2 separate regions of the Homo sapiens genome follow, and region 2 is linked to region 1. Evidence: chromatin loops called from intact Hi-C (ENCODE). Cell type or tissue: dorsolateral prefrontal cortex. All regions are shown on one strand. Each heading gives the region's core, and the rest is flanking DNA. Links, peaks and the distances in the headings are about the cores only.

Region 1 (10,699 bases), core at 3,464-8,463:
ACCTACAAAATGTATGGATGGGAAGTTGCAGAGTTATGTGTGCATAAGTAAAATAGACAGAATTCTAAAAATGAATCCCCCAAGATTTTATATTCCCTAATCCCCAGAACTGTGAATGTGATGAGCTACTACTCCTGTGATTGTGTTATGCTATGTGGTATAGCTGAGTTTTGAAAGGGACATTACTGCACCTGTAGTCCCAGCTACTTGGAAGGCTGAGGCAGGAGAATGGCGTGAACCTGGGAGGTGGAGCTTGCAATGAGCTAAGATCGTGCCACTGCACTCCAGCCTGGGCGACAGAGCGAGACTCCATCTCAAAAAAAAAAAAAAAAGGACATGACCTGGATAGTCTCATCTAATATCACATAATATGAGCTCTTAAAAGCAGAGAAATTTCTCTGGCTGGTTGGACAAGAGGAAGGCAGAAAGAAGCCAGAGAGATTTGAAACCTCACCACTGCTGGCTTGAGGATTGAAAGGGGCTACACAAGAATGAAATGAATGCAGGGCACCTTAAGGACCTGAGAGAGGGGCTCTCAGCCGGCAGCCTGCTGAGATTGGGGGCCTCAGTCCTACAACCATAAGGAAATGAATTCTGCCAACAACCTGAGTGGACTTGGAAGAACATTATTCCCCAGAGCCTCCAAAACGTCATGTAGGCCTGCCAACATTTTTATTTCAGACTAAAAAGACCCTGAGCAGAGAATCCAGCCATGCCATGCCTAGACTCCTGACCTATGGAAACTATGAGGTAATAAATTTGCATTGTTTTAAGCCACTAAATTTGTGGTAATTTGTTATGTAGTAATAAAAAACTAACATAGTGCGCTTACTTGAGCTTACATATGGTAAGCTATGGCTAACCCTGGGTGTCAACCAAACAATTAATAGAAAGAAGGAAACATACTCAACAAAGGGCAAGTAGCTACGGGCTGCATTTAGACTGCTGTGATAGGCTGAACAACATCACCCCCCAAAAATATCCATATCCTAATTCCTGGAACCTTTGACTATATTACATTATATGGTAAAAGGGATTTTGTAGATGTGATTAAGTTAAGGATCTTGAGGAGGGAGATTATACTGGATTATCTGGGTGGGCCCAATGTCATCACAAGGGTCCTTATAAGAGGGAAGTGGGGCCAGGCACAGTGGCTCATGCCTGTAATCCCAGCACTATGGGAGGCAGCCAGATCACTTGAGGTGAGGAGTTCAAGACCAGCCTGGTCAACAGGGCGAAACCCTATCTTTACCAAAAATTACAAAAATTAGCTGGGTGTGGTGGCCCGTGCCTGTAGTCCCAGCTATTCCGGAGGCTGAGGCATGAGACTCGCTTGAACCTGGGAGCAGAGGTTATAGTGAACCAAGATCACACCACTGCACTCCAGCCTGGGCAATAGAGTGAGGCTCTGTCTCAAAAAAAAAAAAAAAAAAAAAAGAGAGAGAGAGAGAGAGAGGCAGGAGGACGAGAAGTAGAAAAAGGAGATGTGACAATAGACAATGAAATCAGAGGTTGGAATGATGCATTTTGCCAGTGGAGGAAAGATTTTCCCCTGAAGCCTCCAGAAGGAATATGGCCCTGCCAACAACTTGATTTTATGTTTCTGAACTCCAGGACTATAAGAAAATACATTTCTGTTTGTGGTAATTTGTTACAGCACAAGCAGGAAACTAATACAATCACTATCTGAACACTGTGGCAATACCATGAGCAGCAGCATGTAAAGGCTATGAGCCTTTGTACCTGAGGGATGCAGAGCAGAAAAGCGTCTCTACTTTTTAGTATAGTTGGCAGATTGGAGAAAGTTCAGGCAAGTTATTGCCCAGTGACCCAGTGAAAGCCCCAGGGGAAAAGTGAGTATTGTACAACGTTTCACGGAAAAGGTCTACCGACTTTTGATTGCTTTATTCTTGGAAAGCCAACAGCTGGGGGTCAATTTGTAGAGAGGGAAGGAATCATGGATTGCTTCCAAGATCTCTGAACTAAACTCAAGTCACTGAATAGGGACAAAAACTGGCCTTTCAGTTTAAAAACCCAGGGGCAAGTTTGGCTACCTGGATGTCCACACTACCAATTGTATAGAAACCGTTTCCTGAATTTAATGATTTTCAGTGTTATTTTAGTCTGTTTTTGTTTTGTGGACAATTTCTCTGAAGAAACTCTTAGGCCCTTTGTTACTCCAAGAGTGCTGCATAGACCAAGAACATGGGGCAGCAGCAGCAGCCCTGGGAGCTTATTAGAAATGCAGAATCTCATGTCCCAAGACCTGCTGAGTCAAAACCCGCATTTGAACAAGATCCCAGGTGATTTGCACACACATTAAAGCTTAAGAAACCCCGTCTCTACTAAAAATACAAAAATTAGCAGGGTGTGGTGGTGGGTGCCTGTAGACCCAACTACTCGGGAGGCTGAGACAGGAGAATTGCTTGAACCCGGGAGGTGGAGGTTCCAGTGAGCCAAGATTGCACCACTGCACTCCAGCCTGGGCGATGGAGTGAGACTCTGTCTCAAAAAAAACAGTCCTGTTCTGGACAACCAGAAAATACAGACAGTATTTCATAGCCATAATTGCTTTCATTTTTATTATTTTTATTATTTTACATATATATATTTTTTTGAGACGGGGTCTTGCTCTGTTGCCCAGGCTGGAGTACAGTGGCGTGATCACAGCTCACTGCAGCCTCAACCTCCTGGGCTCATGTGATCCTCTCACCTCAGCCTCCCGTGTAACTGGTACTACAGGCATGCACTACCACGCCCAGCTAATTTTTGTATTTTTTTGCGGAGACAGGATCTCCCTATGTTGCCCAGGCTGGTCTCGAACTTCTGGCCTCAAGCAATCCTCCCACTGTGGCCTCCCAAAGTGCTGGGATTATAGGCGTGAGCCACTGTGCCAGGCCTATAATTGCTTTCTAAAAGGCAAAGGTACAATTTTAATTCTTCCAATGATTAAAAAATTGTTTTATCCTAAAAGTAATTAAATCTCATTATAGAAAAATGGAGAAGATAAAAAAGAAAAATATCACCTTCTTTCCTAAGACTCTAATGTAATGTAACCACTATTTTTACAATGGGTATATTTTCATATACATATACTGTACATCCACATCATGCTGTACATTCCTTTAAAATGCTTTTTCAATGAACGTTGTCTTAAAATCAGTTTTACCACCATTACTTCAATGGCATTATGCTTGTGGAATGGTTCATTTCACCTTTCCCCAATTTTTGGGCAACTGTTCACCAATGTAAACAATATTGTGATAAATGTCTTAGCGCACATAACTTTTTTTTAATTTAAGATTTTCTTTAGAATGGATTTCCAAAAGTGGAATTGCTGGGTTCCTGGTAATTAACACTCAAAAAAGAACATTTTAAGAAATCAGTGCTACATTGTCTGGAAGTGTGTCTAAACCGGGAACTTGTTTTTCTGAGCACGGAAATCTGTTTTTTCATCTAGATTCCACGACAGAGTGATAATACCTCACCTCTGCCTCCTGAACAACTCGGCCTGGTTTCAGCCTGTGAAAATGATGCCAGTCCTGGAAGATGCCTAGTGACATTGCGGAGGGATGACCTGCTCCCAACCAAGGATTCTTTTCTTCCAGGATGATGTCCTCCGTCATAGGTTATGAGATGTGCCCTATAACCATTTATGCCAACAGGACTGGTTCATTGAAATATATGGGCACCAGTTTTAACTGTTTTGGTGCATTGTGTTAGAAAGTAGCAGCAATTGAATCATTGTCGCTTGATTTCTGTCCCTTCGTTTTTCATGCCTGTCAGCAAGCAAAAGTGGGACAAATATTTGGAATTTCTTTTTTCTGGAACACCTTTTCTTAAAGTGTAAGATTTAAATGGTTTTCAGTACCAGTCATCACCATAATCAATTTTAGACCATTTCATCACCTCTAAAAGAAACATTAGGCTAGTTAGCAGTCACTTCCAATTATCCACCAACCCAGCTGCCACCCCCTCTCTCCCCACACCAGGCGACCTCTAATCTGTTTTCGGCTTCTATAGATTTGCCTATTCTGTACATTTCATGTAAATGGGAATCACATTATGTGGCCTTTTGTGACTGGCTTCTTCCACTTAGCATAATGTTGTCAAGGTTCATGCATGTCGTAGCATGAATCAGTACTTCATTATTTTCATGGCTGAATAATATTCCATTCCAAATAATATATATCCCTTCTATGGATGGACCACATTGTATTTATCCATTCATTGGTTCATGGACATTTGAGTTGTTTCCAGTTTTTGGCTATTATGAATAAGGCTGCTATGGGCATTTGTGTACAAGTTTTTGTGTGAACATATGTTTTCATTTCTCTTGGGTATACACCTAGGAGTAGAATTGCTGGGTGGCATGATAATTTTGTGTTTGACTTTTTGAGAAACTGCCAAAGTCTTTTCCAAAGCAGCTGTATAATTTTACATTCACACCAGCAGTGTATGAGGGTTCCATCGTTTCCACATTCTCACCAACACTCGTTCTTGTCTATCTTTCTTGTTATAGCCATCCTAGTGGGTGTGAAGTGGTATCTGATTGTGAGTTTGATTTGCATTTCCCTGATAGCTAATGTTATTGAACAGCTTTCATTGTTTATTGGTCATTCGTATATCTTCTTTGAAGAAACGTCTATTCCACTCCTTTGCCCATTATTTTAGTTATTTGTGTTATTATTATTGAGTTGCAAGAGTTCTTTATATATTCTGGATCTAGATTTGGTCTTTTTCTAAGCCATAGTTTTCGGATATGTGTGCGTGCATGTGTGTGTGTTTGTGTGTGTGAAATCCAGACATTAGGCATCTTTTAGAAATGGGCCCCTAGAGCAGAAATCGGACCATTTTTTTTTTGCCTGAGTCTGAGGGGATGATTCTTACAGTGAGTGAAACTGAACCACCTGTAAAAAGGAGAGTTTATTTTCTCTCTTTGGTGCCCCCTAGCCTCCCTACCTAAACACAGATCTCCAGAGATGGAGGAATGGAAAAAAGAAGTAATAAATCATTCACACTTTAGTAGGATCATCATGCAAATAACAATGTAAAACTCCAAATGAGAGGATGAGTCCATCAATTGAGCCTGGTGAAATCCACTGCAGAACGAGGTCTTAATGGAAAAACATAAATAATAAAAATTTTCAGGAAATTAGACCCACATTAGTAGGAAATAGAAATGTTTAATGTGTTGGACAAATGGTTCTGTCTGAAGAAAAGTGCTGATTCTTTCATTAATAACAGATATATGCAGGTTGATTTAAAACAATAACTGAATACCTGAAGAAAAGTAGGGAAGCTGTGCCCCAAAGGCCCCCGCCACATGATGGAGCAGCGGCAGGAGAAAGAATGGATGGATCTAGAAGGTCCTTCCGGTTCTTTCTTGCCTGCAAACAACTCTCAAGTTCAATCCAGCTCCACCTCTCCCCTGCATTCTCAGACCTCCTCAGTCCACCCAGGTCCCCTTGTTCTCCTACCGCTCCACAACGTCCTGTCTCTACCACATAACCTTGGATTGAATTCTCTGTCTCCTGAAATTGTTTTCTCTGTGAACATCTTTTCTCCCCAATCTCCTTGCAAGTTCTGGAGGCCTGAGACTGCCATTCCTCAAATATGAAGAGGGGATCTCTCATTATTTGTTGAAGCAAGTTATACTATGACCCATTATATTATGACCATAAGAGTGGGAAATGCTGCCAGCATCTCGCGCTGTTGTGCTTTGTCGCAGTTCTCAGGGCTACTGGCAGAAGAGGGGAACAGCAGGCCCGGGGGATGCAGCTTCTGTCCCACGCTACTTGGCTCTTTCTCTTTGCCTCTTCCCTTTTTGGCGCCTCTGCTTTCTATTTCTGCCTTTTTCTTTTCTTCTTTTTAAGCCCTTCTATCCTTCCCACTAACATAATAGGAAAAACTGGTATTCACAGAACTAAAAGCTTAGCAAGAGCAAAAAAATACCCGAATTATTTATTTGGTTCTTTTTAATTTTTTTTCTTTTTCTCTTCTTGTGTCTTTCATTTTTTAAAATTGGGCTGAGTGAGGTTTTAGGAATTTGTATCTACTTAGTACTGTAGATGTTGGAAGGGACCTGAAATAGACCATGCAGCCCAACACATAACTTTATAAAGAAGAAACAGAGATTTAGAGAAATTTAAGGAAAAAAAAAAAAAAAAGAAAGAAAGAAAAGGAGGTTCAGGAAAGTGCCTGCCCAAAATAGCACAACCGAGGAGTGGCAGGATCAAGGTTACAGCCTGGGTCTCATGGCTCCCTGTCCAGCAGGCTCACCCCTGCCCAAGGCACGGGATTTTTAGGCATATGAATGCCTAGTTCATAAGGAAGGAATGCTTGAGAAATGCCACTATTATCACAATTAGCAATATCTGCAAACGAGTTTCAGGTAGGCCGATTTAATAGCCTATAAATCTAGGAATTAAATTCAACATCAGACAGAAAGGAAAGAATACATTGCTTTGTCTGACAGTTTTTCTAAACTCATCATGGCAGAGTTTCCTAAAACTCCACAGCCTCCTACCCTGTAAAAATGCTTGCTTATTTCTGGCAGCCAATTAAAACCAAAATCTGATGCTATAACAGAAATCGGAAGCTGGAAAACTGGTGCAATATCCGATTCAGAAATGAGCGTGAATGTCAAGAGGCCTCTGCTGGCATTCTTGCGGCCCAGCCCGGGCACTCGTGGCTTGGAGTCAGGCTGTCTGGTGTAATTAAAAGTCATGCTATCTGTTGGGGGAATGGCCTGTTCCAGGATTTGAAAAAAAAAAAATGCTGTAGGAAAAAGCTCCATGAAATGTATCTATTCCATGGAATTTCATGAAATATATCTGCATGATAATTGGCTGACATTATGGAGGGCAAGAGGCAAACATCGGGCCCTGAGAAATCCTCATTAACTTGCTTTGAGAACCTTCCAATGAAAATAGAAATAGGGCTTCCTTCCAGCAGAAGCCTTAGGACTAGCTTCCTCTGTTTTCATAGGCAGCGGAAACAGCAATCTTTTGTAATCGTTTCTTTTAGAAAACAAAAACAAAAACAAAAAAAACCTTGGTTCTGCGACGTAATAACAAAAAAAGAAATAGTGGGACAAAAAAAGAACCAACACACTGAGATAAAAGACATGGCACAATTGCTATTTGATGTTTTCTGAAAAGTATCATGATCTGCATGGATTTTTACTTCTTCAATCCTCATGATAGTTGAGACTGTGACTATAGCAATCAAATTTGAGTGGAGCATCAGTTGAATCAGCTCCCAGGATAATGCAATTTTTTGGGAGAATTGTGAAGCTCAGGGTTTTAGAAGTAATATTCATCTGAATCATGCTAAGATGCTGGTTGTCAGGGAGATGATCCATGTAGGACCGTGGGACAGGACCCAGCTAGGTGGCTGCCAGCGAGCCTGCAGGCCAGTCTTTTGAGACCTCTTGGTTCATCAATACATTCCAGGAGAGCACCATCCCTCCCCAGAGAGACATGGCACCAGGAAGGTACCCATGTTATTTCACTCCTGCCCCTTGTACCCTTGTGGTTCATACCTTACACCTTTAAAAAGCCAATGGAAGAAACCTCAGGGCCTGTGTGTCTCTAAGTTAACAATTTCTGACTTGAGAACAAGCAAATATGGGGCGTCAATGGTTTATTGAAATACCGAGGAGCTAGAGGGCGTTTGTTTTGTAGATATTCATTGAGCGTCTGCTGGGTGATCATCTGTTCGTAAGAGGCAGTGATGATCAGAACCATCGGAAAAAAGAACTAAGCCCTCTGGGAACTTACAGTCAGAGATTGGCCACGATTGGCTCCCCCTGTGCAAGGATGAGTTACGTAAAGAGTGCTTTTGTTTCACTGACACTGAGACACACATCTTCATCCATCCTCCACCCTACCCCAAGAGTCATGGGACTCAAAAGAAAATTGCAGGAACTGCCTGCTTCAGAGAATCTTAGGATACTTATTGGCCACACAGTATTCATAACATGGGAGTCAGATGGTATTTCACGTAGTCTGTGCCTGATTCCAAGAGTGAAATTTTTCGGAGGTTTGGTAAATCCCAGCATATCAGTGTTTACTCTGGGCTTCTCCAATGCCCTCCCATCATTAAGGCCACCCATATAACACAAGCTGAAGTAGGAGAGGGAACCAATGGCATTGTCTCATCCTTTCACAGTCCATGATTTATACCATTATGTCCTGGGCCTTAAAGATCCCAGGTTGCTTCAATTTGAACCATCAGGATCTGGGCTCTTCCTGATTGAATTGAAAAGCGGGAGACTCATTCCAAAGCAATTTATTGGATAAATAGAAGAAAGAATGAGAGAGTGAGGGAGTGAAAGAGGGAGAGTGTGGGAGCGATCAAGAAACTTTATACAGATGCCCAGGAAGCCTAGTGTGTTCAACCTGAAGGTTTAATTAGTTCGATGAGTCATCTCCACCCCAGACAGTTTAGAGCAATGGTTCTCAGTCTTGACTACACATTAGAATCCCCTGGGGAGCTTTTGAAAGGTACGGACACCCAAGTCCTACCCCAGATCAATTACACCTGAATCACAGACATCAGTTATTTATTAAAGTTTCCACTGCTATACAGAATCATCAGATGACTGAGAACCACTGAATTAGGTTTCTGATAGAAAATTGAAAAGAACCAGATTAAAAAATCCTCTGCCCTTCTGACTATACTCCAATTCTATTTACATGTAAGACCTCAACATGATTAGTATCAGGCCTCAGTAACCTCAACTTGTTACTATTCTCAACATTTTGTGTTACCAAGAGAATCCTGGATATATGTATACATAAACACATGTAAGTATGTAGTAATGTATCTATGTAGAGGTTGGCTCATGGCTATGTTTCTGGAACCAAGATACATAATGACTTCTTTTTCATCAGGTGAGCATTTGCCTTTTTTGTGGCCCAGGCCTTTGAAAACCCAGCCATTCCTTTACTGGGAGGTCATGTGTTGAGCCTGTGCTAGGCACCGAAGCAGATACAAAGGGGCATAACATGGCAGGGCAGGTCCGTGGAGCCTGGTCAGCCAGTGGGGAAGAAAGCATCATAGCATCCAATGAGACGGTGTTGTGACCAGGTGAACTGGGCACTAATGGAAGACTGGGACTGGATTGATGGGATCAGGGAAAGAGCTGACTTGAGTGATGAGCAGTAGCTTGCCTGGCAGCTCAGGGTGAATATGGAAAAGCAAGTAGGGGTGGGGTAGGAAAGAAATTAGTCCATGAGCCTCTTTCTTGTCCTCATCTATAATACACCATTGAGAAACAAGACAAAGCAGGAGTGTATAATCTTACTTTGTCCTAACAGGGTTTTGGACACTTGTTCGCATGGGAGAATGAGATACAATCCTTTCCCTTTAGGAAGCTTCAGTCTAATCGGGTGCTCAGAATTATGGCCTGCATTACCATTCTTTCCTTTTTGAATGGATTTCACCAAAAACAGATCATTGAATCTTCTTTAATTGAACGCAAAAGAAACCCAGCAACAGCAATTTAAAGAACCTCATTACATGTAAGTTTCCAAAGCAGTGGGCCTAAGACTTCAATGTGGTAATAACACCCTCTCGTTGTATGTCACTTTGCCATTTATTAGCATATTTGACCTTCAAAAAGCTTTGTGAGGTAGATGAGACAAGACAAGCAATATTATTCCCACTATACTTGACCCAAAGGGTCAAATGACTGACATGAAATTAGGAAGTAAGGCCTTGTTCTAGAACCCACATCTTCCTACTTCTTATCTCCTCTTAATTCTGCCCATTTCTTTTCTTCTGGCCGAACACCAATTTGTCACGAATGTCTCCATATTATGCCATTTATAAAGAAGAGAAGGCTAGTCCTGAAATAACTCAATTTGAGGAGAACATGTTAAATTTAATTCTTAGTTCTCAGTTTTGTATCTTAGCAACCACATATATTTAGTAATGACTACTTCGATGCCTATAAAGCATGTCCAATGTGCACTGGGTTTCATATGTACTCCTCAAGGAGGATCATAATTTAACTGCAGCTTTGGTTTAAAATTCTAATGACTCCTTCATACTCAGAATCTTATTTTTCACTCTCTCTGCTATGCATATGATGTGTGAAATTATGGCTCGCTCAAAAAAAATCTTTTTAAAGGAGGATGATACTAATTAGGGAATTTTTTTTTCCTTAAAAGTTGTCTATGACTTTAGTAAAGTTATGGGGATTTATATAGGCATGACCTTTTTGGAGAGTAATCTGATAGTGAGTATCAAAAACCTAAAATATATTCTCTATTTGACTTGCTAATTCCACCTCTGGAATCTGTTCTAAGGAAAACAAATCTAAAATGCAGACCAAAATTTATGCATAAAAATCTTCATTGAAGCATTATTTATAAATAATAAAGCATTATCCATAGTAGTGAAAAAGTGGAAATAACCTAGAAGACTAATAATTTAGTGGACTGGTTAAATTTTATATAGTCATAAAATAGAATATTATGTTTCCATTAGAATAAGTAATTCTTTTAGTGATAAAATGCTAATTATATTAGGTTGAGTGATTAAGTGGCATACCACAGTATATGTGTTTTATGAATCTAGCTATATAAAACCAGATAACTGAGAGGGAAATACACCAAAATGTTAAAGGTATTGTATCTGGGAGGTATTCTATTGGTAAATTTTTTTCTTATCTATTAATATGCCTCTG
Region 2 (7,675 bases), core at 1-5,000, 74 kb before region 1:
CAGGCAAGCATATGGTTTATGGTTCAACCAATGATCTCAGAATCATGGTTTTTTTTAAAAAAAATTGTGGTAAACTATACATAACATGAACTTTACAGTTCAGTGGCATTAACGACATTCACAAAGTTATGTAACTCTCACCACCCATTTCCAGAACTTTTTTTTTTTTATCACCAGAAGCAGAAAATCTGTAACCATGAAATAACTACTCCCCATTCCCCCTGCCAATCACATAATTTTTTTTTTAACTGAAAAGGACTTTGGAAGCTTGTATTTCAATAGCCTAATTTTACAGGGGAGGAAGACTGACTTTCCAGTTCAGAATACTTGCGACAGTAGTGTGTTGTAAAACAGAATTAGACATGAAAGAAATGCTATTAGCTACGTGCTATTGTCAGAGGCATGTGAACCAGAGCAACTCCATCTTAAATAGGAGCTGGGTAAAATGAGGCTGAGACCTACTGGGCTGCATTCTCAGATGGTTAAGGCATTCTATGTCACGGGATGAGATACGAGGTCGGCACAAGATACAGGTCATAAAGACCTTGCTGATAAAACAGGTTGCAGTAAAGAAGCTGGCTAAAACTCACCAAAACCAAGACGGTGATGAGAGTGACCTCTGGTTGTCCTCACTGCTACACTCCCACCAGCGCCATGACAGTTTACAAATACCATGGCAACGTCAGAAAGTTACCCTATATGGTCTAGAAAGGGGAGGCATGAATAATCCACTCCTTGTTTAGCATGTAATCAAGAAACAACCATAAAATGGCTCTATGGAGTAGCCATTCTTTTATTCCTTCACTTTCTTAATAAACTTGCTTTCACTTTACTCTATGGACTCGCCCTGAATTCTTTCTTGCATGAGATCCAAGAACCCTCTCTTGGGATCTGGATTGGGACCCCTTTGTTGTAACACTATTAGTTAGTTACTCTCAATAGTCATTGAAGAAGGAAGTGTTGAACTTCCCAGCCTTTTGAGGGCAGGAGTGAGGTAAGCTATACCAGGGTTTCTGTCTCAGCACCATCGATACTTGGGGCCCTTTCATTCTTTGCTGTGGGGAGCTGTTGCACTGTAGGATGTTTAGTAGCACCCCTGGACTCTATCCACTTAATTCCAGTAGCACCCCCAACTCCAGTTGTGACAACCAAACGCATCTGCCAGATGTCCCCTGGTTGAGAACTGGTGAGTTAGAAGGATGCTCTTTCTTCAAGGGCTGAAGAACTCAGCTCAGATTGACCTAGGACCAAAAAGAAGACTTATCTTCCCTTTTAAGAGAACAAATCCGATTCTTACACCTGTAAAGCTGCAATATAACCACAATGGTGCATATTGAGACCATCTGAGGCGTTTAAAAAACTCCCTAGGCTCAGATCACACTCCAGACCAGTTAAACCAGAATCTCTGAGGGTGGGGCTCTGGCATCAGTAGTTTTTAAAGCTCCCCAGGTGATCCCAACGTGCAGCCAAGGTTGAGAGCCACTGAACTAGTGTTTAGATTGATGCAAAAGTAATTTCAGTTTTTGCCATTACTTTCAAAAAAAAGGGCAAAAACCACAATTATTTTTGCACCAACCTAATACTTGCTATTCAAATGTGGTGGTCCATGGCCCAGTAGTCTCAGCATTACCCGGAAGGTCATTAGAAATCTGGCCCCACCCCAGACCCAACAAATCAGAATCTGCATATTAACCAGACCCCCAGGTGATTCAAATACATTTTAAAGGTTGAGAACTGCTGCTCTGGAATTCATAAAAAATAGTGCTTTCGGAGTCATGCTAATCTTTTCTTCCAGCTTTACAAAGCAAGTCAGATAGAAACCAAAAAAAAACCAAACAACAACAACAACAACAACAAACCCTGCAAATGGTAATTTTGAAAGAGCTGCTTCTCAATTTTCTTCCTCTCAGCCCAGGAGGCCACACTTTTGGGGGCGGAAACACAGAGGGAGAAATGTGGCATGTTCGCCATTGTGGACATTTGTCTGAGCTTGCAGTCCCCAAAAGGGGAACCGACGCACTGCTATGTGTCCGTGGGTGTTTAATATTTGGTGGCAGGCTCACCCACCCAAATGTGAGAACAAAGTGTGTTTCCTCAGCATTGGGGGAAATTGATCCCCTAATCAGTTCATATGATTTAAGTCTGCTTGTCTCTAGGTTTTGCAAAGCAGTGAGGCTGGAGGAAGGCAAGGAGGGGAAGATTAGAACAGTAAGGGGTGAAGCAAGGGGTTACAGAGAGCACGGATGCACTGCTGTACTCAGGGCAGGGAAAAAACAGAAGAAAAGTATGCCAGTCACTGCATAATGAATTCTCCACTGGCTGCCAAATAGGAGTCACAGAACAATGAACAATCTGAGCAGCTTCTGTTCCCACAATGCAGCCTTGTGAAAGTCCACAGGCAGAAAATTCTGCCTACCATGCACTGGGCATGTTTCTTGCTGGGCTCGGCTCTAGACCTGGACAGCAAATTGTGTACCTAAGAAGCATTTCATTTCAGGGCCAGAAAAATGAACATTTGAACCTCCTGTCCAGCATAGCTCTTGGTGCTATGACAGAATTTCTTTTTCTGGAAATCCCTTTCTCAAGGAAAAGCGAGCGTTCAAAACAATAGCGGTTGTCCACGTAGCTGAATATTGACATAGTAAAATGGTATCAAGAATCTCCTAGGCACAGCTGGAGGATAATCATGTTGCCTTTGAGTGTTCAGTCATTATTTGTCTACTAACTTGACAAATCATGTCAGTATTCTCCATAAATATGCTCTCACATGGACTAACATAGATCATAATATTTGCGGGTTTTGCCATTACTTTTAATGGTAAAAGCCACAATTACTTTTGCACCAACCTAATACAACACACACAATCAATTTCTGTCCATGCTTATATACCAAGTGGCCTACCAAAACTGTCTCCAAACTGACATTTTGAGAAGTCCAAGAATACTCACTTCTTCAGACAAAATCTGTTTTTTGTTTTGTTTTAATAGATGGGGTCTCACTGTCACCCAGGCTGGATTCAAACTCCTGGGCTCAAGTGATTCTCCTGTCTTGGCCTCCCAAAGTAGCTGGGACTACAGGCACATGCCACTGCTACTGGCAAAATCTGGGGTCTTAATACTGTTTACCCAGTAAATACAGGGTGAATTATCATTTTAGTCCCTCCTCTGAAAAGCTCTTTGCAAATAACAAAATCTTTACCTGTAATCTCAGCACTTTGGGAGGCCGAGGCAGGAGTACTGAGGTCAGGAATTCAAGACCAGCCTGGGCAAGATCCCATGTCTCTACAAAAATAAAATACCTTCACCGGGTATGGTGGTGCATACCTGCAGTCCCAGCTACTTGGGATTGCTTGAGCCCAGAAGTTGAAGGTTACAGTGAGCTATGATTGCACCATTGTACCCCATCCTGGGTGACTTGAGCAAGACCATGACTCAAAAACAAATACATAATAAACATTTAAAAACCATTGTTAGCTTGTGAGCTGTTCAAAAACAGCGGGCCAGATTTGGTCCATGGGTCATGCTTTGCCAAACTCTGATCTAGACGGCCATTTTATGATCAGATTTCATCCCTAAATTACATACCTGAATTGGCAGTTGTGTTTATCATAACTTAATATCAAGTCAAAGATTTTCAGTACAAATGTAGCATTTCTTAAACATGGTCTCAGGGATCTCCAAGATCTCACATCTAAGAACTCCATCTTAAAAGCATATAATTAATTATCTTAGTTTCTCAAATGACTAGATTTTCCTCCTAGGTTAAATTAAATTACCTACAAGCACGAGACGGTGTGGTGGTCACACTGAATCTACAAAAAAAAAAAAACATGCTTCCTGTCAAATATTGGCTTCCGCCTTCTCTCTGACCAACACATTAATGGAGTTGATGACAATTTATATCATGTACAAGCTTAAATTTCATTTCTTTTCCCTGCTCTGTATCTGAGGGCCAATCTTAATGAAAACCAATGGTCAAATTTGACTGAATGGCCAAAGCAGCAGCCAAAACGAAGAAAGACATCAGGGACCACAAAATGCTGTGTGTGTCCTGAGTTACTGAGTTACTGGATAGCCCATGGTTTTTAATACCCCACAAATAAGGGCTCATACACCAAAAGTCACCTACTAGCTCGTATCTTTACTTTCACTCATAAACTAGAGTTCCCCAAGTCACTGAAGGGAAGCCTTCCACAGATCTGGTTTATTTTCTTCACTAAAAGTAATTGAGCCTGGTGCATGTATGCCTTTGCCATTAGGGTACTATGCAAGAGAAGAGAATTTGCCTTCTGTGCAGAGATGTTGTAAACGGATGGAGGTCTCCCTCCTCTTCTCCCAAGGGGTCTTAAACATGCCTGGAGGTTTAGAGTAACAGGCTGAAACTCTGCAGGGCATTCCTTCTCTCCACATCCTCAGAGACCTCATGGGGAGAACTTGCTGGCGCCAGGCCTGGATCCTCCCTGGGATAAGCAAAGCTGATTCCAAGACGGAAACTCACTGTCACTTGGGAAAAGGTTGTCTCTCTAGGACATCTCAGGGAACAACACTCACCGTTTCCACATACGTAAGGAAGACAGGGAAGCAAAGCCCAGACACACTGATCCCCTCCAGGTGACCCCAAAACATTTCAGTCCACTAAGCCTTTAAATGAGCCCACAGATCAAACGGATGTGCATCACAGCCACTGTATGAATGACACAGAACCCCTCCTCTTCAAACTAGAACCTCTTAGATCGAAGACTTGAAAAAAACTATGCAGTATTATTGTGGTAAATCTGGACATAATACTGTGAAATCTAGCTCATCAGACAAGCTAGACAATAGAAGTTTATCAAGCAACCTTCACCACATTTGATCTCTCTTATGTGAATTTGTATAAGGCAGGTTTTTTCAGCCATGGATCTTAGGTACATTTCATTTACTATAGGGTTAGAAACGAATATTCCTATTTAGCATATTTGTCCTCTTAAAATAGTTGAGTCACAGGCTGAGGTATTTTATTGTACCTTGTTACAAATTAAATCATAGCCTCACACACTCATTTGCTACCGATTATTTACAAGTGAAACAAAAATTCATAAAACCACATAAGAAAGAATACAGGAGATCAAACAGTTGGTTAAAAATAACGTTGGGTTCTTTTCTAAATAGCAATTTGCTATGGAACCACTTTACATGTTATATCTTGCATCTGCAACAAAAGGGTCTGCTGTTTTTAACTCATTTTAAGGATGAAACATAAATCTGCTAAAATGTGGAGGTTTATATAAGCAGAGAACCAAAGCAGGCCTCCCATACACTCCCCCTATCTCTTATCCTCTCTGACAACTGTTCAGCCCTAGGAGATATAAATGACAATAATAAGTAAGTCGCAGTCACTGTTCTCCCTGAAACATTACGACATCATTTTGGTGAGTAAAAAAGCTCTTCATTCCTTGCCAAGTGAATATTTTCTTTTGAGGGTTTTTCTCATAATGGGAGAGATCTGAATTTGAGAGTGTCTACTGGGGCATCTCAGCTGATGCTCTGCTTTCTTTGTAGCTTCTAAATATATCCACATAATCACAACAGCCCAGGGGGACCATAAGCTCCTTAGCATCTTTCTGCTATGATCCTATCCCTCAGTAAGGCATTGACAATGGCTACAGTAAAACCCGTAAATCTAATTTTTGCAGAACATAATAACGACCTGGTACTTTTTTTTTTCATTTTTAGTTGTTTTAAGATTTCTAAGCTTGTGTTGAAACATGCTGCTTCATTTCCCTAGAGGAGAATAATTCCTTTAGCAAAATTCTTAGGTCAAGCCCGTGTGTATTTTGGAATAGACCAAAAGCTGGGGGTGGGGGGTGAAAAAATCCACAAAGAACAACATATTCTGGGGAAAGAATTATATAGCCAGTTATTAATAAACCTTTCTGGAAAGTGACTAGTGTAAAACAGAATTTTCCTGACTGTATACTAAGGACTGCTAGTTCCATGAGATTTTTATAGGTATTCAACAGTAAAGTATGTTTGAAAAGTGACTCAATTTGTATCTCTATCATAGGAAACAATAATGAATGTTAGAACATCAGCTGTAAAAAATCATTTTAATAAATCTTGATGTTTTAGACACTTCTATGACCTCAAAATCCTCATTTCTTTCCAATAAATACCTGTCCATATCTTGAGATCTAGGTGTCTGGTTCTTGGGGCAGAAACAGTAGGATACAATTAGCATTTTTGAAAATCTTAAAATTAGGGCTTTAGAAAAATCTTAAATATGGGACTGGGCATGGTGGCTCACTCCTGTAATGCCAACATTTTGCGAGGCCCAGATGGGAGGACCACTTGAGCCCAGGAGTTCAAAACCAGCCTGGGCAACATAGTGAGACACTGTTGCTAGAAAAACTTTTTTTTTTTTTTTTTAATTAACCGTGTGTGGTGGCATACACTTGTAGTCCCAGCTATTTGGGAGGCTGAGGCAGGAGGATCTCTTGAGCCCAGGAGGTCGAGGCTGCAGTGAGCTATGATCATGACACTGCACTCCATCCTGGGTGAGTGTAGTGTCATAATCATAGCTCACTGCAGCCTTTTTTTCTCCTTAAAAATAAAAGAAAAAAATCTTAAGTATGGTGCTTATGAACAAAAAAGTAAATAATATACAGCTAGAAGACAGGTAGTCCATCATTTTAAGAATTAAGAGAAATGAGACCTCCATATGGCTAGAAAAATAACAGAAAGAACTACCATGACTCCTATGAAAGGTGTCACCCCAAGTTGAAGGGTTACTGGTGTGAAATCATATCCTGCACAGAGACGAAAAACAGAGCCAGCTGTTCAGAAAACACATTATGCCTAGATATTAACCCTCATGCTTATAAAAGCTACTTTTTAATGCAAGAATTAAAATGTTCCTAAGTAATATTAGACAGAACAACATGAAATTGCTAGTTTTGTAGGTAAAACATGGCCCCATATTGACAATTTCTCTCTTTTTTTTCAAATTGAGACAGAGTCTTGCTCTGTCGCCCAGGCTGGAGTGCACAGTGGTGTGATCTCGGCTCACTGCATCCTCTGCCTCCCAGGTTCAAGTGATTTTCCTGCCTCAGCCTCCCAAGTAGCTGAGACTACAGGTGTGTGCCACCACACCCAGCTAATTTTTGTATTTTTAGTAGAGACGGGGTTTCACCATGCTAGCCAGGCTGGTCTCGAACTCCTGACCTCAGGTGATCCACCTGCCTCGGCCTCCCAAAGTGCTGGGATTACAGGCATGAGCCACCGCACTCTGCCATATTGACAATTTCCTATGTTTGCTCTAACACAGGAATTACATAGAGATAGAAGACAGGGTAATCTAGAGTTTTAAAAATTAAATAAGAGAAATTGTGATGGTTCAGTTCATTAACTTGATTTTACCCATGGAAACACAAATAAAGAACATTTATTCCAGATGACTGAGTCAACTGCTCAGCAGACATGTTTTCATTTGTAGAAAAAGTCTGTGTTTGCTTGTGTTAAGTATATACAATACACAGACTCAACACAATTGGGCTCAGTCTGTAAAGTCCCACTGGCCTTGAGATTTGTTAGAGTTGTGTACTTTAGATACTTTTCTTCTTCAGAGTCAACACATTTTTAAACCACCTTAATTGACCCAACACACTTTTTCTCCCTTCTGTGAATGGATCAGTAT

Evidence for each region. Hi-C counts contacts between places; a loop is a spot of excess contacts. Peaks named below come from ENCODE experiments on the same cell type or tissue, not always from the same donor. Only the 100,000 strongest peaks of a DNase experiment are listed, where the experiment ranks them.
Region 2: it touches region 1 in a loop (9-fold over the local background); 1 of 110 quality-filtered maps calls a loop at or near these places.

The regions. Positions count from the first base shown.
Region 1 is chrX:13,959,985-13,970,683 of GRCh38, forward strand. No RefSeq gene overlaps it. Among named protein-coding and RNA genes, the nearest start is that of GEMIN8, 65 kb to the right of the region's middle. In dorsolateral prefrontal cortex, for the core only: no CTCF peak of the experiment used is centred there; DNase peaks (open chromatin) are centred at 5,737 and 6,683; H3K4me3 peaks cover 477 bases; H3K27ac peaks cover 3,251 bases; H3K27me3 peaks cover 2,837 bases.
Region 2 is chrX:13,889,596-13,897,270 of GRCh38, forward strand. It overlaps a transcript of GPM6B not described here. Among named protein-coding and RNA genes, the nearest start is that of GPM6B, 76 kb to the left of the region's middle. In dorsolateral prefrontal cortex, for the core only: a CTCF peak has its summit at 2,378; a DNase peak (open chromatin) is centred at 2,386; H3K4me3 peaks cover 1,297 bases; H3K27ac peaks cover 5,000 bases; H3K27me3 peaks cover 3,771 bases.